Regions from separate parts of the Homo sapiens genome. Here regions 2 and 3 are each linked to region 1. Evidence: read pairs that join two places in POLR2A ChIA-PET (ENCODE). Cell type or tissue: HepG2. All regions are shown on one strand. Each heading gives the region's core, and the rest is flanking DNA. Links, peaks and the distances in the headings are about the cores only.

Region 1 (8,099 bases), core at 2,719-6,718:
GATATGGAAATTCTTCTTCCAAACGCTTCAAAAATTATAATTTGTGAGTCACTGAACCAAGCAGAACTGTGGTTTTGGCAACCTGGATATACACTCCCACCACAGTGCTAATCTTCAGCAGGCAGAACAAGGTACAATGAACTCTGAACTTTTGTTATTAAAACTAATCTAAGTTTGATTCCCCACAGGCTTAAAATTTATAGGAGAAGAAACATTTTCATGTTCCTTATTTGGTCATTTAAATATTATGATGGTTTCTCTTTAGTGATTCACATTCCTTTCCTATCAACTGTGGATCTCCTATGCTTGACTTTTTTTATTATTATTATACTTTAAGTTTTAGGGTACATGTGCACATTGTGCAGGTTAGTTACATATGTATACATGTGCCATGCTGGTGCACTGCACCCACTAACTCGTCATCTAGCATTAGGTATTTACTTTATTTTAAAATGGCAAATGAGGAAACAAACAAAAGGGGACTGCACAGCTTGTTGTGAACCAAGACAAAGAACTTGTAATCCTGGGACTCCTCAAAGCTCACCAAATTCCATTCAACCCTTCATAAAGCTAACCTGCAGAGTGCACTCCCCGACACGTGTGAGACAAATGAGATGCGATGAGAGATGAAGCCAAAAAAGCAGCACTCCCCTGTGTCTTCAATTAGCCACGGAGTGAAAATGAGACAAACAGTCATGTATAATTTAGAGGCTTGCTCTCCGGTTCTTCCTGCCGTGGGAAGCCTTTCACCGAGGAAGGAAGCGTGATCCAGTAAAGTGCTCAGGCTTGGGAGTGGGCCTTGTTGGGTTGTGTTTCCAGTTAGTTCACTGATGTACTTTGTGACCTTGTATGCAACTTAATTTCTATCAAAGTGGCTGAAACAACTTGCTTTTAAAGATGACTTGTTTGCTTATTCTGGGGAGGGGCAATGCCAGCAGTCCTTCAGTGTATGTGTTATCAATATGTTTGGCACAGAACAGACTGAATGAGCAAATGGCTTGATCTGTGAGACAATGCAGATTACTGAGACTGTAGGATAATGCAACAAGGAGTGCTGGATGATGTTACAAAGCACATCCTCTGCTACCTAGAGGGTTACGTTACGTTTTATGATTTCATCAGTCAACAAATTGAGAACCATCCTAAGGATGAAAAAAAAAACTACTTAAGTAAGTGCCAAATAAGTCTGTAACCTTATTTGACCAAGAAAGTATGGGGGAGAAAAGGATTTATTTCTAGAGGAAGTGGGTCTTGGTCTAATATTAGCCTTAAGTTGAAGTGCTGAGAACTAGATAGAGAGTTGCAGGGTTGATGTCTGCAAGCAAATTTCAAAAAGCAGTTGCTGGGTCTGGGAATAGACACTACTGAGGAAGAAATCATTACAGTCCATAGAAGAATCCAGAAAGAAGGTGGGTAGAATCCCTCTCCTATCATGGGAAGTGTGGATAAGCCTTTCTACCTCCACAAAGCTTCTGAGGCACAGCCCCTTTGAGTCAGAGAGAGAAAGTCCAGTTAGCACACTAGCTAAGAGGGCCTGTCTTGGAAGAAGATGATATAACACATCACAGCTCAAAGAAATGGTGGCATGCCTCAGACCACTGCCGGCTTAGGAGACCAGTGAGAAACTTCCTTTACCAAAGATTAGTATTCCAGGAAGCCAAGAAGAAAATAAATACCTTTGGACCTAAAGAGAAATAATATGTAACATTCATTGAACACTTAGTATCAGGCATTACATTAAGTGCTTTACATATTTTATCTCATTTAATTCTAAAACCAATGTTATGAGATTGTTGCTCTCATTATATGTAATAAACCACGCAATAACTAAAAAATATGCAAAAATAAAAATAGATAAGTAACATAACTATTTTATACCCATAAAAGTGGGGGTTGTATGGTTTTTTAGAATAATTAGGATGGAAAGATGGAAAGCAGACAGATGCATGCACTATTTTGGCCCTCATCTTCAACCCTAAATAGGGTAACTAAATGTCTCAATTTACTCAGAAGTATTCAGGCTTTAGCACACAGCTCAGGAAATCCTTCGTTCCTTGGCAAACCATAATGGTTGGTGATCCCATTCCCCCAACTACTAAATTTTGAACTACTTGGCAAATAAATACAGAGATTTAAGCCCCAGTATGTCTGGAGTCAAGTCAAAGCATGTTTTGCTTTAACAATTTTCCAGGTGATGCTGGTGCCTACCAAGATTGGAAAAACACTGACTGCAGCTGAAAGAATACAGGTAAAGCATGAATCATCCTTCCCAGGCCTGCATTTATTTAGAGGTTGTGTGTGCAAGCCAACTTCTGCCTTCCACTTAATTCCCATCTGGTTGAGGTGCCAAGCCACCCATAAAATAACTATAGATTGAAAGCAAAGCAAAGCAAGTGTGCAAGCACAAAGAGAAAAGTTAATTAAAAATATGGAAGGGGTAAGAGTGTAGAAATAAGGTGAATGAATGGATATCAGGAGAAGAGGAGTGCAAGAGGAAAGCAGTGCCTGGGTTTGGAGGTTTGGAAGGGAAAGCTGTGGAGAAAGGTGATCCTCCCAGACTCTGCGCACATCTTCTCCCTGCTGCTTTTTGGGGCTGTCTTTTTTTTTTTTTTTGTCACGTGCAGCAGCCACTCACAGCTTGTGTTTCTCTGAAACTTGGATCATTTTACCAGCTATTTAATAAGACTAAATAAATGGTGTCAGCATCAGAAAGCATTGCACATTTTGTTTAGAGACGTGTACATTCCTTCTTGCTATTAAACTGTGATAACTTTTGGCAAGAATATTACTTTGCTCTGTCTTCTCTGAGAAGAAATTTTCCTTCTGTTCTCACATGGCCATTGAAGAAACAAAGACTACCATATTTAATGGAAGACAAAAGGGCATGCATTTGGGAAAATATTGACTTAGAAAACCTTATCCCTGAGAAAAAGATTGTAAGGGAATGAGCCGATGAAAAATCCCATGTGATTTACAGAATTTAGAAACTTCTTTTTTTGCTAATGTTAATTTATCACTTAAAATTGACCCAGAACATTAAATCAATACCAATTTTAGCTAGCCACTATGTTTTTGGAAATTAGAGTTTAAATCCCACTTTTGTTAAGTAGGAAAAAAATAATCCCATAAAGCTCCCAGTTGGGATCTAGTAAAAGGGCATCCTTTTATGAAAGAAGCTTCCCAGAGAGCAAGCAAATAAATGACCCCCAAAGAGGACTGAAGGCTTTTTACCATAAATGTGTACTATTTTCAACATTAGTTTAATTAAGAATGGATATAAAAAATAAGTCTTCAGAGCCTGCATAAGCCAGCATTTATCTTTAAAAAAATTCCTGTATGAATTCCTGTACGAAGATCATCTTAATGGCCATCACTGCACGCGATCATAACTTTCAGCACTTGCCTTCCTCTGCTTTGTCTCCTCACACTTTTACTCATGCCTTGTTCCTAAATTTAAACTGAAATGAGGACAGAGAAGGTGTCTCATTCATTTCTCTGTCCATTTGTTCATTCATTCATTCAACCCATATTTACCGAGTGGCCGGTATGTGTCAGGGTTAGTTTTAGGACCTGGAATACAGTGGTGAATAAAAATGCAGTCACTGAATTATGTTTACAGGCTTGGGGAGGTAAGATTGGTAATCGAATAAGAAATCATGATGACAACTGTACGTGCTATGGAATGGGTAAACTTGTGACACTAAGGACTTAATCTTGAATAATCAAGGAAGGGTTTTCAGGGAAAATGACTGTTAAGCAGAGTCATTTGCTCTACAGGTTGGCAATAATTAACCAACACTAAACGGTGGGAAAAGCAGTGCCATCCATAGACAAGGCATGAGTTAGAGCAAAAGTGCTGCAGCCAGGCACAGGCAAGTCCTGAGTTCATCTGTCTCCAGTAAGCACTCAGGTCTGTGCCTTGAATGTGGCCTCCACGCCACATGAGTTAAATTACAATAATAAAATTCCACCTAGATCAAAGTGTATGTGAAAAAACATGAGGTCAGCATTATCCTTCAGATATTTTTAAGGGCTCTAATCACCCTTAGGTTTTTTTTTAGTGCTTATTTCCATAGTGCTTGTAACTCAATAGCTTAAGAAACCAAATCAGTGAGGGGGAAAAAAGAAAAACGACTAAATTTTTGCTTGAAGATGAGTTAACGTTTGTTTAACAACAAGAATCCAAAGGACATCAGATGTTTCCTCATCTGTGTTCTATACATGCATGAGTTGAAAGTCAGAATAAACATTTTTTAAGCTCAGCAAATTTTCCCCTCTGAGCCGGCCAGACGGTACAGCTAAACACTAAGATGGTGGTTAGTAATCAGGCCCTTCTTTGATGGTAATCGGTTTTTACTGATCAGTGCAAGAGTGTTTCCAATAATTCCCCCTTCATTTATGAAACAGAGTATGTGCTTAATTTGCATCAGCTATACATTGGAGCAAGCGTTTGCCATTTGCTTGTAAAAATAAAGGCTCAACAGCCATTCCACAAACTAAAATGGGGTTATTTTAGCTCTACATTCCAGTTCATTTTGTTTGAAGAAGAGAATTTTCTGACTGATAAGGATTCTAAAAATATTTTTACTCTGAGGCAATAGACACTAAGTTCAAAGTACAAATTTGCTTTTTTAACTGACTTCGAACACCGAAAAATATACTCTCAAGTTGATCTTTCCCCTACTTTTGTGAGTTTCCGTGGTATAGAGCTGAAACTCATTTTGCTTTACTTCTTTCAACAAAACATGATTTTTCTGGTGGAGCACTTGTTGCTTTTTCATGGTGCATTAAATAGCAACTCTAAGTAAGTCCAAAATACAGCTGCTTCTGTTCTGATAAGCAGCCGAAATTATCTAAAAAAAGGAGTACCTTCATTACGGCACATCTCTTTTCAGTCAGTAGCTTCCCAGTCCTATAATGCTTAGCATACTGATTATTTAAAAAGAAATAATTATGTCACTGAAGATTAATGTTAAAGAAACAATATCAACACTAGTTCTGGGGAGCTTAGCTTAAAGCACTGCAGAAGAAGCCCAGAGTCACCACCACCGCGGGGGAAAAAAAAAAATTAAGTGCATTTTAAAGCACTGTGTTTTGTTTTTTAATCCATTAGGAATGTCCACTCAGCTAAAATGAGTGACCCAAAATGAACTGATTTCTTTGGCCACCAGTAACAATTATATATATTTGGTTTTAAGCTAAGCTTAAGGAGATAGTTAAATATATGTGGTTTAGTTTCATGAGAATGAAGCCAGTCACATGAAATACTATTTTACGGGACTGTTTCAACAAGATGCCCAAAAAGAGAATTTTTTTGGTAATAATGCTTATGGAGAATATCTTAATATATTTAATGATAAATAATGATAAAAATACTTACAGTATGTCTTTGTATCATTCTTCCTTTCCTTTCCCAAATTTAAGTCCACTTAAAATAGTTTTCCTTGGACATAATATAAAATCTATCAATACTCTTTTTAAATTTTTATTTCAAATTCCATTGGCAGTATATTATTTTCATTTATTTATTTACCTTTTATAAAATTATAGTAAGAACACTTAACATATTATCTACCCTCCTAACAAAATTTTAAATGCACAATATAGTATTGTTAACGATGGGCACAATGCTATTCAGCAGATCTCTAGAGCTCATTCATCTTTTAATTTAATGCAATTGATTAACTGGACTTCTTAACAAAGGAAAAGTTTCAGACTTGAAACTTACCCATGCAAAATCCATTAATGACTGCACTATGACTTGGTCGTATTTCCAAGGATTCAGGAGACATCTGCAGATCTCCTTCAATTTTATAATTTCATTAAAAACGGCATCATTTGAATTCTTAATTCTTTTGCTGAATAACTTCTGAAAATTTTTATAAAGTTTATATTTGAATAGGAACAGAAATCTGTACTGATTAAGACCTATACAACTTAAAACATAGCCTTTTCTTTGCACATGACTGCAAACACCACCAAAATATCAGAACACCCATGGTATGACTTGAGTGAGGTCTCAAAGGTCAAGGTATCTACTACTACTGTAAAGTTGAAACTTATGGCTCATTTGTCATTGACGTAATGTACTAACATAGGAGGCAAGGTTGCATTTGGGCTAACAGCTTGAGTTTTACAAATGTTAACTTTTATCCATGATATCAAAAGGTTAACTTTCAAAAAAAGTGAAACAACTTGAGAACAGCTCCATGTTATTCTTGGAGGCACAGGCCCATTCCATGAAGTGAAAATTCTCTTAACAGGAATAATAGCAATGATTTTACTTTTAAGAGGTCAGCACTAGAATCAGATCAGATACCTTTGCATTTCATTAATTGTCCTGTATTTCTGTAGCTTTAGGGTGCTATGTAATTTACCACTGTGAATGTTTGTTAAGTGGGACAATAATTATCCCAAAGATTAACCTTACTATGAATAATGCAGGTAACCTGGGGCATACATTAATTCTGTGACAAAGTTTTGACTTCTCCATATGATTCTATTTTCTAGAAGGCACAGAAGTGAAAATGTAAGTTAAACTCATCTCATTTTTTTTAAAAAAGTTTATAATATAAATAGTATATATTAATGGAAGAGAAATGAAATTTATATCCCTTAAACCTTCCTTAGTAAAATCCTTAAATATTATGTTTGGCCATTTTTCATGCATCTTTATCAACTGTAACATCTGGTTGCATATATTTATAAGTACAAAGATTTCTAATACTTAAACCAAATAAGTTGTCTTTCCAGACAGCTTATCTGGAAAGTTGTCTTTCCAGACAGCTTATCTGGAAAGTTGTCTTTCCAGACAATTTATCTTTTTTCATAAAAAGATAATGGTCTATGGTCTATAAAAATGTGTTTATTTCAATTACATAGAGAATCTAGGTATATCTAAATGGACCTATAAAAACATATGCTTATGAATTGTTTAAAAAATCTTGTGGGCATGCCCGGTGGCTCACGCCTGTAATCCCAGCACTTTGGGAGGCTGAGGAGGGTGGATCGCGAGGTCAGGAGATTGAGACCATCCTGGTTAACGTGGTGAAACCCTGTCTCTACTAAAAATACAAAAAATTAGCTGGACGTGGTGGCACGCGCCTGTAGTCCCAGCTACTCGGGAGGCTGAGGCAGCAGAATCACTTGAACCCAGGAGGCGGAGCTTGTAGTGAGCTGAGATCACGCCACTACACTCCAGCCTGGGCAAGAGAGCAAGACTCTGTCTAAAAAATAAATAAATAAATAAAAACATTGTATTAGTTTTTTCTGAATGACTTAATTCTAGTCTTCCAGGACTATATTTTCTCCTTCTGTTGCTCTTTTAACTGTGGCTTTGACCATGCACCCCTTCTGCCTCTAACCTCACACAATGGTTTTGTTAACATAGATATGTCATTAATATGGTTATAGGTGGCCTTTGTGAGTGTGTGTGGTGTGTGTGTGTGTGTGTGTGTGTGTGTTTACATCTTTATTTTTTTCTCATAAATAACTTTCATATTCTTTAAAAAAAAGGTACAAAAAATATCCCAAAAAGTCTCAAATTTTGGTGGTCCATCTGTGGCACTAATTAATTTATTCCTAGTAGATATGAACCAAACACTATACTAAAGTTTAAAATAAAATGTTTGGAGTTATCAAGGTCCATTTGAAAAACCAATCCACATAAGAAATTATTTTTATAAAGGCATGTTAAAAATGGCAAGGTCAAATATAACAAAATATTACAAACACATCACTTCCTAAAAATGCTATTGTTGCATATAATGAAAGGTAGCATTTTGTAGGATTGGAGGAGTCTGATTTGTTTATTCCCCTCTCCTCAACAAATCAGACCCCTCCAATCTTACAAAATACATAGCAAAGGGTCTAACATATAGCAAAAGGTCTACTATATATTAGAGGCTTAGAAGCTTAGGACTAGGTATCTAAATTAAGAGGAGTATCTCTAAGAAAGTGGGATAGTTGGGCTTTAGGTGCTTAGGTGATTGGCAGGGAGGTACCTATTGAGGAATTCAAAAGGAATCAGTAGATCCGATCTGTGATATAAGTGCAAAGGTTTGAAAGGACAACAACTTATTAAAACAAGGGTATAGACA
Region 2 (8,099 bases), core at 1,760-5,759, 350 kb before region 1:
AGAGCTCAAAGATTTGTGGCATTTTGGGAAGTTTTTAACTCTTGGTTTCTGAAAAATGATAAATAAGATGTTATCTCATGATGATATTTATACCATCATATCTTAGTAACCAAGACTAGGAATAGAGAGAGATATAAGATGCCTTATGCAACAAGAGATGACTATTAAAGAACAAGGTATATGAATTAAGTTTACATATCCAGTAACTTAAGTATATATGTTTGATATACCTGTTTCATAATAGGATTAAAATATATATTAACATGATTAAGAGTTAAACATTTTTTGGGGAAGTGTTTGTATTTAACAAAGTGTTTTGGTTTCTTAATTTTTTCCTTCAAATTGAATGCAAAGTGACATTTAATATGGCTCTACATTTTATAGCTCAGACTTAATTTAAGGATTTTCTAGCTCATATATTTTTGTCATTGTAGATATTTTTAAAGCATATTTCTGTAACGTTTTCAAATATTGATACTTAAATATTTACTAATAGTATTTTGTCTATGTCTCACAGTTTTTTTAAGTTTTAACATTTTGAAAAGATTTATGACATTTATAATATAACTCATATATGAGAATGGCTAAAATATTATGAAATGATTTTTTAAACTGGGTTTGAGCTATTTCAGTAAGATATTAGCAAGGGCCAATACATTATTCAAAGGCAACAGGGATTCTTTCTTTAGCTTTCTAAATAGCTAAGACAGAAGCTTAGAAACATTTTAATAATAAACCACTACAGAAGTAAACATGTTCTGCAAACAAATTAGGTCATGGTTGCATGTAAGAAGAGCGTCAAAAACACACAAAGTGAGTAAGTATGATTTCTGAAGTAAGCATTAAAATTCAACATACACTGCTTCATATAATGTTGAAGCTTTATCTGCAAAATGAGGAAGTTGGAGAGATTTTTGCAGCAATTTAAAATATGGAAATAGCTCTCTTCTGGCTGATTTATGACGTGTGCAGAGTAGTGAATGAAAGAACTAGAGTTTAGCCTGGGAATACTTTTTCCACCAAATAACATTTCAGGTTTAATCCTGCAGTGTGGTTTCATCTATTTCTCATCTCCTTTCTTACCCATGCCAAAACTGCCCTGTAACGAGTCTCAGATCAAATAGGAAAGTTGGCCAACAGGCTGGAGTTGCAGGACTGGTCATCCAACCTAATTACTAACTTTGGGCAAAGCCAAACCTAACACACCTCAGGGAGACAGTTATTTATAATACACACTTTAAAATATTGAGTAAATGTCAGAGGTTCCAAGAGTTTGAAACGCAGTCAGACTGGACCTGACTTTAGATGCAGGCAGAACAATCTGAGTATCTAATTTTCCTGCTCCATAAAATGAAGTCAAATGAGACTTCATAGAGGATTAAATGAGAAAAGCCTGCAAAGTGCCCAACACAAAACATGGCACACAGTAGTTTCCAAAAAATCAGGTGTATTCTCTATATTTTAAAAAAAATTGTGGCTTTCATTTTTATACCTCTTACAAATAGAAAACTTTTTTTTATTTATATATAATAATCCTGCAAGAAGGACCTTTCACATTATTTCTTACCCCTCCAAGCACTATTCCATTCAGACATAGTCTATCTTTTAGGGTGCCCCATAAACTAGACCAGTAGTTTTAAAATTGTTTAACGGTAGCACCAAGACTCTTTTTTCCAAATGAAATCTTATGCTGAATCCTAGTAGATAAAGATATGACTCATATCAGAACAGTTGTGCTGAAGCATGGAATGAGTGGTTGGGTAGGAGGAGCACAGTAGCCCAAGGACTCCTGTATTACTGAGTGTGAAGAATCTTGAACATGAACAATGCTGATTCAATAGAAATCCACAGACCCTGGAGAGGTGCAATGTACAGCTCTATTTTAAGATTAAGAGGAAGTACTGATGATAATCTTTAAAAAAATCAGCTGGATGACTAACCTAATAACTGGATAGTTACAAATATCTCTGTGTCTATGTTTTATTTGGGTTCACAATCATGTTGGCTTCCAGCCCTCATCTAAATTGATAACGCTTAACAGATAATATATCGTTAAGTATTGCCGTGTATCCTAATTTCAAAGATGATAATCATCCAATGTCCATTATATTCACGTTAAATTATTTTTACCAGTTATAGAAATGAAACTTTTCTTCCTAAGGGATAATTACTGCTTGAAAAACATTTTTATTGAATGACTTTTGTGTTTCGAGTTATTTAATAAACTGAGATTTGGATGTGACATTATAAAAACTGCAAAGTGCGATAGGATAATATACAAAAGTAATTATCCTTGGCTAGAGAGAAAACAATAAAGGTAGAATTAATCTGTGGGTTTTGTGTAAAACTAATGCCAACCGTCTTTATTCCTGTGCTTCTACAGGGCCCACTCTGGGAACACAAGAATGAAGATAAGCAGTCATTACAATGGAAGAAAGTGGTGTGGCAGAGGTATGGTACCCCAACAGCACATGGTGGTGTAAGCTTGCTGAAGTCAAAGGGACCTGTTGAAAGAGGTTTAGTCATGACTAGGCTCTGAAAGACTCTGCACTAGATCTGTACCCAGCGTTGATTCTCCATTAACATTTTCTAGCCTCATTTCCTTTGGGTGTTTCCCTCCCATTAATCTTTTTAATGGTCCCTCTGTGAATGTGCCTTGCCTCCTGGGTCACTCTCAGACATTTTAACAGAGATCACCCAGAGACAATGCTTGAAGCCCAGAGAACTGAACTAGTGGGAATATAATCTGTCTTTGCCGGCTGTTGGGAAAGGGAGGTAGCACTCCTTAAATCACATCCCTAGATGGCTGTCTATCTTATTTAATCAGAGAAGAACTCACTGGCTCTCCTGAACACCTGATTCATTGATTCCTCCTACACCTTTCCCCACATCTTAGTGTTTGTCTTTCCTACTAAAACACTCTCAATTTCCTCAGGCTTTATTTATAAAGTCTATATTTATATTCCAAAGCCTTTATCAGTTGTATTCAATTGTGGGGGCACAAACAATACTACGATCAATTCTGTGGTTCACAAAGCAAAACAGAATGTTTTCTCAGTTGTAAAATGCTATCAGTTGCTAAACCCACATTGATTTCATACCAGCTTTTCAGGGGAAAAAAAAAAAAGAAACCATATGTATTAAGTGTACATGATCAGTTTCTAGATGCATCCCAACTTAATCCTGATTTCAGAAACATTAACCGGAAGAAACCTGGCCTTTAAGAATAGAGGAATTAAGGTAAGTGACTAAGGCCAGGATCATACTCTCATGCTCTTAAGCTACTTGGGAGGGAAACCATGGGCAGGTGCAGGGTTTGTCCAAATGTTTTCTGCTGAATCCTAAAGGTTTTGGAAAACCTCCTCACTGGTCTCCCTGCTCCTGCCTTTGACCACCTATCACCTGTTTTCAGAACAGCACTGCGATCCTTCTACAGTCTGGTGGTGTATGTCTACTGCTTATGAGCCCTCACTCCGAGGAAATCCAGTGGTGTGCTGAAGCCAGCTCATACCAGCTCAAGAGAGCTGACAAATTTTGCAAGCTTGAGAAACGCAGCCATTCTTAAAAATTAAATTACATAAACATATAATTATATACATTATATTTAAAACATAGGTAACTCATTCTCAAAACTCATCCCTTCCTATTACGCTTTACTATATCATCTATGCTCTTGCAGCTATTTACATCTATTTTATCTATATGTAAGAAATACTATATGAGCGTTGGTACCGCTGCACTTCCCTTCCCAGCTCCACATTCAGCAACGTCCTGCTTAGTCTCAGCCCTGGTGTGACTGTTTCCACTATAGCAATTGACAAATGCTACAAATCAAAGTCAAATCTCTTCCCCTTCATTCCCCCAAGAGCTGATTGTTAAACATTTACTAGCATACTGCTGAGTAAAACAAAGTCCTTACACAGGTCTACAAGGCACTCTGAGATCTGGCTCGCTTCCCTCTACTCAAGCCACACTGGTGTCCTTGCAAGGGCAGACTCATTGCACAACTCCAGGGGGCACTGGTCACAGTGTTTTCTGTGTATGGTGCTTCTCCTGCCCACTGCCCTCAGCCAAGTTGTGTAATTTGGAGAAACGATTCTTACCTGGGTCTGGACAAAGCCAAATACAGTCCTGTCTCCAGGCTTTGCACCTGCTGTTTCTCCTGCCTGTAATGCTATTCCCCCACAACCCCTGCCCTATTGCTCCTTCACCGCCTTCAGTTGTCTGCTCAAAGGTCACCTTGTCAGTGAAGCTTTCCCTGACCACGCCATTTAAAGGAGCAAACATCCCCTACCCCTCCTTTGGCTCTCCTAGGCTCCCTTCTCTGCTTTATTTTTCTTCAGAGCACTTATCACCAACTGACATACTGCATCTTTTACTTTTTACTTCATTGTTGTCCCTTTTTTTTCTCCAGAATGTAAGCTCCAACACAGCTCAGGCTTTGTTTTGTGCATTAGATACCAACGACCTGGAATAGTGGCTTGCATATAGTAGGTGCTCAGTAATATTATTGAATAAATGAGTGAATATATGAGGATATTAACAAGAATTCTGATTTTATACATATATGCACACACATATATTGTAATTTTAAATGTATATATATATACACATACATATATGCAAGTGTACACACACACACACACACACACACACACATACATAATGTATATACAGGCCAGGAATTTGAATATCTAGATTTGAGTTATGGCTGTGATGCTGATGGACACTTCTTACTGGAGGTTTAGTCGAGGAGCCTGCTTATGCCCAGAGACACTCTCTGAAGCAGAAGTAAAGCACAGGAAGTGTTTCTTTGGCATATAGTAGGTTTCTCTTTCTGCTAGAACAACATATGGGAGCCTGACTCTGTTGAACTCCCTTAGAGACAGGAAATTTTCTCATCACTGAAGGAAATCAAGGCAGGAACTTAAACTAGTTCAAGAAAGGTGGCTATAGCTAAAGAAGGGAGAATAAACTTCAAAAAGCAATAGAAACCTTGACTAAAAGAGAAAGTATGAGTTTTCCTGAACAGGGACACAAGACATGAGAAACAAGAAAAGAATAATGCAGGGCAAATAGAAAAAGAGAAGGAGAAACGCCATATGTTCACATGAAATGATTTGGGATTGGCAAAAGTGAAGATCTGTCAATATCTAAGACTCTCCTGATCGTCTCTGTATTAGTCCATTCTCATGCTGCTATAAAGAACTTCCCGAGACTGGGTAATTTATAAAGGAATGAGGTTTAATTGATTCATAGTTCTGTACGGCTGGGGAGACCTCAGGAAACTTAAAATAATGGCAGAAGGGGAAGCAAACATATCCATTTTCATATGGCAGCAGGAGAGAGAACTGCCAAGCAAAGGGGGAAAAGCCCTTTATAAAATCATCAGATCTTGTGAGAACTCACTCACTATCACGAGAACAGCAGCATGTGGAAACTGCCCCTATGATTCCATTATCTCCCACTGGGTCCCTCCTATGACACTTGGGGATTATGAGAACTACAATTCAAGATGAGATTTGGGTGGGGACACAGACAAACCACATCAGTCACCATTCTTCTTCATATTTCTTCCATATTCAATAATTTTAATAATCTAATAATAGGCAATTTTACATTAAAATCTTCCTTTTACATGGACTTTAGAAATCATTTTGGATATGTTAAAGCAGAAACATATCTCAAACATTACAACCTTCATTTCAAAAAGTTTTCAATGTTTCCAAATTACATGTCCTCAGGAAAATAATTTTCCAAGCATGCTCCTACTCATATGCCAATAACCTCCAAATCTATATTCAGAAATCATCTTCACCTATGAAAAACCAGATGTATTTGTGTTATTCATTTGCCCCAATGAGTAATTGCAATAAATGGGAAGCTGGCCTAAAATGGGGCATCCTATAGGCAGAACTGAGAATTGACCGTTGGTCCATGGTGCCTGCTGAAGTTTAAGTGTTCTTTCCTTTCTCTACCACTTACTTTGTTCTCTTCTTGTCTGCAGGTCCTAACACTGAACCTGGCATAGAGCAAGTGTTTGGTAAATATGTTCTGAGCCAACAAATGAAGGAGTCCAATAAACAGGATGACTTGATTTGCCTTGACCACCTCTTCTTCCTCTTCCCATGATTCTTTATGAGCATGTGTGATTTAGGTAATTGTTCTCTAAGCCCTATATTGTAAATGGTAATTAAGACCAATGATAGAAGCCAAATTCCGAGTGACATTTCTTCTTCAGGAATAATAAAAGTTGGTTATAACATCTACCCTTGATGTTATTCACCTACTCAAATAATTGCCTGGGATTTCCATTTGTTAATGACATAGAATTATTATTCAGGATACAACACCTTTGGAATTATAATTAAGCCCTGGGTTTCTCTGACCAAGCCACACTATGTGTCTGGTGCTAAAAGCAGAGTCAGTGAGGTGGAGTCCATAATGAGTGATTTTCCTGTGCATTATAAATCATTTAGGGGAAGAAAGCAGTCTTATTATTAGGCAGAATGCTTGTGCAGCTATGTTGGATACCAAGTAAGGAACAATGATTGTTATGGAATTAACAAGATATTAACGTCGCTGCTCCTTAGTGCACTGCAAGGGTAATTGAAATACTCCAATGCTCAAGTAATCTCATGGGCTTCAGAAACATAGTACTGTATTTGGGGGGGAAAAGAACCCCAAACTCTGTTATGTCTCATTTTCATTAAAATAATAATAATAATAAGAGATCAACTCATTATGACAGTGCCTTGAAGGTTGACAAAGAAGTTGATGTTAACATGCTCACCTAACCTGGGCAGCAGCTTGTTAGAACAACTGCTTTTGAAAACCATTACTCCTTTTAATTGCTGTCATCTTCACTCAAATATCCTTGAAGGCAGTGTCTAGGCAACTGTAGCCACAGAATCATCATCAGGGAAGATGGAAATAGGAAAGACCATGAGTTCATTCTCCATCGTAGAATACAAACGTAAGCGCTAATGTGAACACTTGCTTATTCAAGGCATACTTGTTTCAATGCTTAAAATGGAAAGTTATCTTCTGGGAAATGATCAATTATTGTAAGGAGGCAGGATAATATGACAGGAAAGAAACCAAGGGCTTTGGACAGCCATACATGGTCATATTTATTAACCATAAAAGCCTGCCCACCTTTTATGCATGTGAATTCTAAGCTCAATGTGTTCAGGGGCTCAGAATGAAATGTTAATATGTAAGGTCCCCTGTCCCCTTCCAACCCTTTGTGCACCTTTACATATGACAATTGGGACTTCTTTTAATTTTCTCTGGTTCTTTAGCTTTCTGAGTTTGGAGGCTGTATCTGTCTCGTTCACCACCGTAACACCAATATCAAGCGCAACTTCCAGAATGTAGTAGGCATTTCATTCATGTGCACTGATATGGTAAATGGGGGTGCTGTATAGATTAAAGGAGTTAAGATACATGAAGTTCCCAGCATCCAGGAACTATTTAGTTAACTATTTGTCTTCTCTCCCCAGTAAACACAATTTGTTAAAATGTCTAATTTATAACTAAATTACTAAATTATAACTAAATTACTAAAGCACTTAATGCTGATACTTATTATTTATAATTATCCTATATTTTCATATCAATCTCAGAAAATTAGGGGTTTCTAAACCTTGAGTCCTTACAATATTTCTATGAAATAGGTATGGGGCAATACAGGCCCCTCATTAAGAAATCTTGATACGTAAAATTAACTAATTCAGAGAGTGAAAAGAATCACCGTAGGACTTCTATAAATATTAAGCTATTTTTGTAAACTGAAAAAATATTCTTATTTACTATAATGTGATTTATAAATAGGACTACACAAACTGTATAAAGCTAAAATGTCTAATTTTTACAGTTTAAGAAAGTAGAAATGGTATAAATATCCTTCATCAAGCATCCACATAGAAATGTTCGTAGGTTTGTGTTGAGAACTTAGGAATTCCAGTTACTGGGCCAGGAATTTCTCCTTTAGAATACACAGGTTTCTATGAGCTACCAGTGTACACGTAAACAAAATCCTCACATCTCTTCTACCTGGATTACAGATCACCAAATTCTGGTCATGACTAGCTGGT
Region 3 (8,099 bases), core at 1,760-5,759, 520 kb before region 1:
CGGTGGAGCGCAGTAAGTGGGAACTGATAGGCAGAATACAAATAGAATTTGAATAGAGAAGATACTGTGAATTTAGAAATCATTGAGAACATGCTCTTTTCCTTTAAAAACAAAACTAAAGAAGTAGAAATAGAATGTAAAGCTTTATAAATAGTATGGCCATTCACTTTTTTCTTAGAAATCAGGCAGAAGGGACCAAACAACCTGTCAATGAAGCAGGCCAATTTTTCTCTCAATGTAAGAATAGTGTGGAAATTATTATTACATGGAAATTCCTCTAAAGCTCTTTGCTATGGAGGTGTTGATGTAGCCAACAGGCACAGACTAGAGTTGGATTGCTGACACAGTCTCCTGCACTACCCCTTCCCTTGAGCCTGCTTTCTCCTAAAAGCCTTGTTCATAGACATTTATTTAGAGATCCATCTCCCTTTCTAAGTGATTCCCTGCCATCAAAAATAACACCATACATCCATGGGTTTAATGAAGGGGTGTGGATTGCAAGTCTGATCTTCCGACCTTAGGTGCTAAAAACAACCCCACAGACTATCATAGGTGAGACAAGACCAATGAGTCAGTGCTCTTTAGAATTTAGGTACCATAGATATTTTTAATAATAGCAATTAAAATGCTTAGCCTTTGGGAGTGGTTTTGATTTGACTTACTCCATGGTAAACATTTTACATGGATTATATCATTGTGCTCTCAAACAACCTTATGAGTAGGTACTATAGTCATTCTCATTTTTAATGTGAGTTAATTTAGACAGATAAAAAATTTGCCCCAAATCACACAACATAGAACAACTAGATCCCATGTCAGTCTCATGTCAAAAATCTGACCTGGTAACTGCTATCCTAGTCTAAAGAATACTAGACTAACTTCAAGTACATTTTAAGGTATTTTCTATTCCTTATCGCTGGAAGTCTCTCTGGCATTATATTTTCATGTTCTGAATTCAACTCAGCACAATGTACTGCTTCTTCCATGTGTAAAACAATGTGTTAGGAAGACTCTTTGCAGAATGTTAGAATGAATAAGATGTAACTCTTGTCCTCAAATAATTTATAATCCTGGGCAGGAGAAAGTAAGCACAAAAATAACCGTAAAAAAAGGAATAATATGCTCACTGCCTTACAACGGACATGCTAATACAGGAGCTCAAAGGAAAAAACAGATAAATGATACTGGAACAAAAATATATTTATTTGAACTAAATTCTAAACTAATCCTGATATCTGAAAGAAGATATTCTCTCCATCTGAATTTCCAAGATATTATTTTCCCCGAACATTTTGAAAGGAAAAAGATCTGGAGAAAAAAAAAAGATCTGGATGCTGGAAAAAGAAACCTGTAATAATCAAGGCTATAATGTTCATAAAACTATAAACTATTAGAGCTGGTAGGGGACATTTAGATTAACCCCTCCTTTCACAGATGAGGAAACTAAGCCCCAATAGCTAGAGACAGAAGTTATTACATTCTCTGTTCTGTTCTCTTAGGGTTTTTTTTTTTTTTTTTTTAATCTTCATTTGAGCTGTGGATTGGGAAAAACTGTCTAGAGAAAATTAAGTACCTGAAGGCCATCCTGCTCATCTTTAATGGGTTCTACCCTCGTCGGTAGTAAGAATTAATTGAATGGATGGTTTCAATTGGAATGTAATAAGTCTTCCTTCTTAATTTAGATTATCTCTGACAAACCAATCTTTTCCTAGATATTAGGTTTGAAATTATTCCGAATATAGTTAAATGATATCTAGTGAGATCAGTTTCATCTTCCCTGATAGGATAGGAAGAAGGTTATCAACACATCTGAAATTCAAAGGCAGAGATTCAGGTTTTTTCTCCCTTCCCTTGGGGAATTTCCACAAATCTGCAAAGTTCTGAACTGTTGGGTAACTGCGGTTGTGGAAGATAGTGGAATAATGAAGGCTCTTCCCTGCCTTTGATGAGGATTGAAATTGGTGAATGTAGTAAGCTTGGTTGGGGCTTGAAGCACTAACAACTACATTTCTTATCAATAGGTTCCCTATATATAGTACGCTGTGGGTAACAGTCCTCCCTTAAATGGCTGGCTCCTCAAAGGCTGAAGTCTATCTGGTGCTGGTGGGAAGGTAATTACTGAGGAAACAGCATGGCATGCTGGGAAAGTCTTTGTCTTTGAATCTGACAGACCTGGGCTGCAATCCCCGTTACACCACTTGTTTGTTACACGACCTCAGGCTTGCTACTTAATCTCTCTAGACTTAACATTTCTTACCTGTATAATAAGGAAATGAATGTTCTTTACAAGAGTGCTGTGAGGATTTGAAATAAATACATAAGGCATCTAGAAAGACCAAGATGTCACCAGAGCAAGGACTCTGTCTTGTCCTCTGTATTAGTCCATTTTCATATTGCTATCAAGAACTGCCCAAGACTGGGTAATTTACAAAGAAAAGAGGTTTAATTGACTCACAGTTCCCCATGGCTGGGGAGGCCTCAGGAAACTTAAAATCATGGCAGGAGAAGCAGGCGTGTCTTATATGGTGGTGGGTGAGAGAGAGTGTGTGAAGGAGGAACTGTCAAACACTTATGTAACCATTGGATCTTGTGAAAACTCACTCACTATTACGAGAACAGCATGGGGAAAACTGCCCCCGTAATCCAATCACCTCCTACCAGTTCCCTCCCTTGACATGTGGGGATTATGGGGATTACAATTCAGAGATGACATTTGGGTGGGGACACAGAGCCAAATCAAAGCATTCTGTATTGTATTCCTTGTGCCTGGTACTTGGTAGAGTATTTGTTGAAAGGATACAGCAGGTGTTCAACCAAGGGTAACCATGGTTGTCACTGTTACTGGGAGATTCTTTCCTCAAAAGGAAATTGGGAAAGTTTTAATATGCTCTTGCCCCTGGTCTTTAAAAATGTATACATACATATAATATTGTACAAAAAGTATACAAATGCAGTTTGAAATGAGCGTCATGTTATTACCAAAATATTCTAACTTGGTTATACAACTAGGCATAGCCAATATATTTTTTGGAAATAATCTCAATGCGCCTCATCCCTAATAGCTTCCTTGTGGGCCAAATAGGAGAGAAAATGGATCTGACAGTCCCTATAAAAACAGATCTGAGACAAGACTGAAGCATGAACATACTTGGTGAGAATAAATCTTTTCTTTAGTCTCTAAGTCCCACTTATTCATGATCTCAATTATTAGGCAGGAAAAGATTAGCTATTCCTTCTCCTAGATATGATGTGAGAGTTTGGGGAAAGAGATATCCCATCTGAAACTGTGTTGTGTTCACCTTTGGCCTTCATATACATAAGAGAGATACATAAGAGATACATAAGAGAGAAAAAAGATACATAAGAGATACATAAGAGAGAAAGAAGAATTTTATATTGTGTACTATCAAAACTCTAGGAGAGGTTGGAAGCAATGAATGACAGGGCTGGATAAGAGAAATATTTAATTAGAATTTATCATATGGAAGTACTAGGCATAGTTGTAAAGGGAATCAGGCAGGAGGGAGCTTGGGTCGTCCTGGCTTTGCTACCTTTTCCTTACCTTCTCATTGCAGGTTTTGCTGAAGGCTGTTGAACTTTCTCCTAATACTTAATCTATTCAGCAAATATTTACTGAACCTTGCCCTTGTGTGAGATTGACTCAGTGGGCACTGACATCATTAGGGTTAGGGTTAGGGTTATGCATCGATTAGCGAGATGGGCTTTGGAATCAGATGCTCTTCTACCCTTTGCACCGTGAGACCTTGGTAAGTCACCTAACTTCTCTATCTTGGAAAATAACTTTTCTGTCTTTGCGAAATAGGGAGCTCTATCTCATCACAAGCACTATTATAAATATTACACAATAGAAACCATGTAAAACACTTAGTATTGTCCCTGGCAGTAAGCACTCAATAAATACGAGTTGGCAGTTATAAATATTGTTGCTTTTCTGAAAGAGGCTCTGGGAATGACTTCTAATAGTAACTGCTTTAATAAAATAAATGATTTCCAAAGGAGAAGTTGCCAATCATATCCTAGAGGAAAAAGTTATTTTAATTTCTAAACTTTACAACTCTCAGGATATCTGGCCCTAATTAGGAGTTAGCTTCTGGCCTCACCTGGAGCTTGCCTCTCAGAAGTTAACCATATTTCTGGTTATGTAATTTCTCAGCCTCAGTCTGGAAATCCAGAACTTCAAATGTGATGAGACTGTTTATCAAGAGTGTCCCAGGGTTTCTTTGAAAAAAAAAAAAAAAAGATAAATTCAATCACCCAGTTCTTAGCTAGAATATAGATTTTAGACTCTAGTTCATGTGTATTATAATTTCATGGATGTGGCTTATATGGAAAATGAAACTACAGATTTCTAAATTTAAAAGAAAATTCCATTCCCTTGATGAAATAAAATCTCTTTTCAGAATACATCTGTTCCACCAGCAAATCCTGTTGGTGTTTCCCATGGAATTTGTCTAAATTCCAACCACTTTACCTCTCCATGATATTTAAAGCTGGCTTTAGTTCTTCCTTAACTCCGTCTTCCACATTAGGCTCCTGGCTTCCTTTCCCTCTTTCCTGAAAAGTTTGGCTGTTCTCTCCTCTTCCTTAATTCCTTGCGTCCTCTTTTCTCTGTACCAGCCGTACCAGACACACTATTTTGTTTCTGTCATTTTTTTGACCCTTGGTCCTGTGTCCTCTCATGTGAGTGGACTCTTACATGCCCTATATTATCCCTTTTTTTTTTCTTTCTTTTCTTTTTTGTTTTGAGATGGAGTCTTGCTCTCTCGCCCAGGCTAGAGTGGAGTGGTGCAATCTTGGCTCACTGCAACCTTTGCTTCCTAGGTTCAAGAGATTCTCCTGCCTCAGCCTCCTGAGTAGCTGGGATTAACAGGCATGCACCACCATGCTTAGCTAATTTTTGTAGTTTTAGTAGAGACGGGGTTTCGCCATATTGGCTAGGCTGGTCTCGAACTCCTGACCTCCGGTGATCTGCCCACCTGGGCCTCCCAAAGTGCAGGGATTATAGGTGTGAACCACCATGCCCGGTCTCCCTATATTATTTCTACTCTTGATTTTAACATTTCTTACAAAGATATGTATCATATTAAAGTACATTCTTTATTAACAGCAATACTATAATAATGTAGTTGGAAAAATTCCACAAAAATGTCTAATTTGCATTCTAGTAATAAATAGCCCATCTGATCTCTTGAAGAATTTTTAATACTTGACCTAAACTATAGTTAATAACAAGGTATTTTATACTTGAAAATTGCTGAGAGAGTAGATTTTAAGTGTTCTCACCACAAAAAATGATAAATATGTGAGGTGCAATGCATTTGTTAATTAGCTTGATTTAACCATTTCACAATGTATACATATTTCAAAACAATCTTGTAACATCACATGTATATACAATTTTATTTGACAATTAAAAATAAATTTAAAGAAGATAATCATTTAGTTAGCAGATTCTTTGCACTGGGCCAATTTCTTTTTTTCTTTTTCTTTTTTTTTTTTTTTTTTTTACCTTTCTAGAGCCAGAGTCTCATCCTGTCGCCCAGGTTGGAGTGCAATGGCATAATCATAGCTCACTGTAGCCTCGACCTCTCTGACTCAAGTGAACCTTCTACCTCCGTCTCCCAAGAAGCTGGGACTACAGGCTCATACCACCACGCTGGGCTAATTTTTATTTTTTATAGAGATGGGAGTCTGTCTGTGTTGTCTAGGCTGCTTTTGAACTCATGGACTCAAGTGATCCTCCTGCCTCGGCCTCCCAAAATGCTGGGTTACAGGTGAGAGCCACCACACCTTGCCTCTTCTTTTAAATTAATGATTTTTATTACTTCATTAAATATCTCTTAAATAAAACTGTTTTTATGCCACTGACTTGATTCATACTAAACTGCTAGCATTGTTTTTGTGCCATCAATACAAACATCAACATAGTGGGGAAAGGCAAATCCTGTTTGTTTTATCATAAGGAATAGTTTTGATTTCTCAGACAACTCAAAGTGGTCATGGGGGCCCCTAGAACACCATGAACCCCAACTTGAGAACTGCCATTTTAATTTGCAAAGATATTCCATAAAACCGTATTATTTCTTCTTTGTATCTAGCTATTTTATAGATGAGGATGGAGCACTAAGGGATATTTCAACACTTAGTATATATTAAGAACTTAAAATCTGTCTTTGTGATATCAGTGAGTAAACTAGACATACCTAAAATCCAGGTCCCCTGATATCTGGTCCTGTGTTCCTTTTATTAAAGATTTATTTATTTTTCTAGGTTTGGATGGACATAGGGAACCAGTAGCAATGTAAAGGAGGAACATCTAACTGTCTAACCTCCACACTGTGCCACAAATTCCATGGATTTGTATGGCGGTGAGTGACATTAGTTACCCTGACTTGTTACACTACAAAACTTTGTGGGAGTGATTTCAGACATTGGATTCCATGTATGTAGACTATGCTCTCAGAAATAACATTTTTTAAACTTGAAGCTGGCCTCCCAGTCATCTCCCTGTGTGAACAGGCCAACTCTCCTAAAAAAGGAGCTCTTTTAGTTTTAAGTGAAGAAATGTAACTCCACTAAGAAAGCAGGGTGCAGGAGTGAAATGACCAGCCATGCAGCAGACTCAAGACAAACTGGTTGAGGACAAACAGTGTAACTATTACAGAAGTGGTTTCTTTTTTTCTTTTTCTTTTTACCTTTAAGCTCTGTCGGACTTGAGAAGGCATGGTTTCTTTGCTTGAAATGGGTCCATTTCTTAACAGTTGTTTGCAGCTCACTCACTGGTGCATTTCCTTTTTTTCTTCATTATGTATTCAACAAGCATCTGCCTACAATTTCTATGTGCCAAGTGCTGGGCTGTGTTCTAGCTACACAGCTGGGATCCCAGTCACTCATGGAGTTTTAGTGAGTGAAGTCAGGAGAAGACTTGTAGGGAACAAACACCAAACAAATACATATATATATTATCTATCTATCTATCTATATATCTATCTATCTATCTATCTATATTTGTTATATATATAACAAATATATATATATTTGTTATATATATTAGTTATATATATAACAAATATATATATTTATTATATATATTTGTTATATATAACAAATATATATATTTATTATATATAACAAATATATATATTTATTATATATATAACAAATATATATATATTTATTATATATATTATATATATATTTGTTATATATATATAACAAATATATATAATAGATGCTGTGACAGATTTCTGTGATAGAGAATTGCAAGATGGACATACTGAAAGGTAAGAAGAGTGAAAAACATTACAGAAGAGAGGAGCTACAAGTATACTCAAGGAGCTGAGAGAGAGAGAGACCATGTTGCTGAACAAGTAAACAAAAGGACCAGTGGTATTAAACAAGGTTAGAAGGTAGGCAGGGGCCAGATAATGCAAGAGCTTGCAGGAGTTTTATTCCATTCTAAGTACAAAAGAAGCCACTGAAAGGCAAAGTGGGAGACTGGGGACATGGAGGGAGGTGGGTGTGGTGCATGACCGTATTGATGTTGTAGAAATACTTTGGCTACTGGATGAAGAATAAATTGGAGGGGGTTCCAGAGTGGAAGCCAGGAGACCAGTGAGGAAGCTGTTGCTTTTAGAGAAACTGAGGTTCCTTGAAAAAAATATATAATAAGTGATAGAAACTTCCTGTTCAAATATGTCCAGGCCCTGGGGGAGGAGAAGCTTCTTCCTATTACTTATTATTGTCTGGTGCTATGTTATGTTAATTAATTTATATAATTGCTGATCTGTTCAGTGTCTTGTCTCTCCTTTTAGAAAGTAAGCTTACTGAGGGCTGGAATGGTGCCTTATTCACTCCTGTCCCCAGTACAAAGCCATGTCTTCCACATGGATTCCCAAAAAATATTTGATGAATGAATGAATGAATGGAATGAAAAGGGTAGAAAAGAATACTTGACTTGGAAAATGTATGCACACGCACCAATGGAAACAGACACCTACTTCTAAGAAGTTGTGATGGTCTCAAACTGCAGATAATTTTGTCCATGTGTTCCTCCTGTCCTAGTCTCTAGAGCTGTT

The links. ChIA-PET counts read pairs that join two places held together with the same protein. Peaks named below come from ENCODE experiments on the same cell type or tissue, not always from the same donor. Only the 100,000 strongest peaks of a DNase experiment are listed, where the experiment ranks them.
Region 2: POLR2A ChIA-PET joins it to region 1 with 7 read pairs; 1 of 35 experiments calls an interaction of 5 or more read pairs at or near these places.
Region 3: POLR2A ChIA-PET joins it to region 1 with 8 read pairs; 2 of 35 experiments call an interaction of 5 or more read pairs at or near these places.

Annotation. Positions count from the first base shown.
Region 1 is chr13:93,763,948-93,772,046 of GRCh38, reverse strand. All of the region lies in intron 2 of GPC6 (glypican 6), which reads right to left. Among named protein-coding and RNA genes, the nearest start is that of GPC6-AS2, 90 kb to the left of the region's middle. In HepG2, for the core only: no CTCF peak of the experiment used is centred there; DNase peaks (open chromatin) are centred at 3,816, 4,586 and 6,016; H3K4me3 peaks cover 1,389 bases.
Region 2 is chr13:94,115,557-94,123,655 of GRCh38, reverse strand. The region is part of intron 4 of GPC6 (glypican 6); the gene reads right to left. Among named protein-coding and RNA genes, the nearest start is that of GPC6-AS1, 68 kb to the left of the region's middle. In HepG2, for the core only: a CTCF peak has its summit at 4,018 (motif pointing right); a DNase peak (open chromatin) is centred at 3,925; H3K4me3 peaks cover 342 bases.
Region 3 is chr13:94,287,859-94,295,957 of GRCh38, reverse strand. The region is part of intron 5 of GPC6 (glypican 6); the gene reads right to left. Among named protein-coding and RNA genes, the nearest start is that of GPC6-AS1, 100 kb to the right of the region's middle. In HepG2, for the core only: no CTCF peak of the experiment used is centred there; a DNase peak (open chromatin) is centred at 3,697; H3K4me3 peaks cover 467 bases.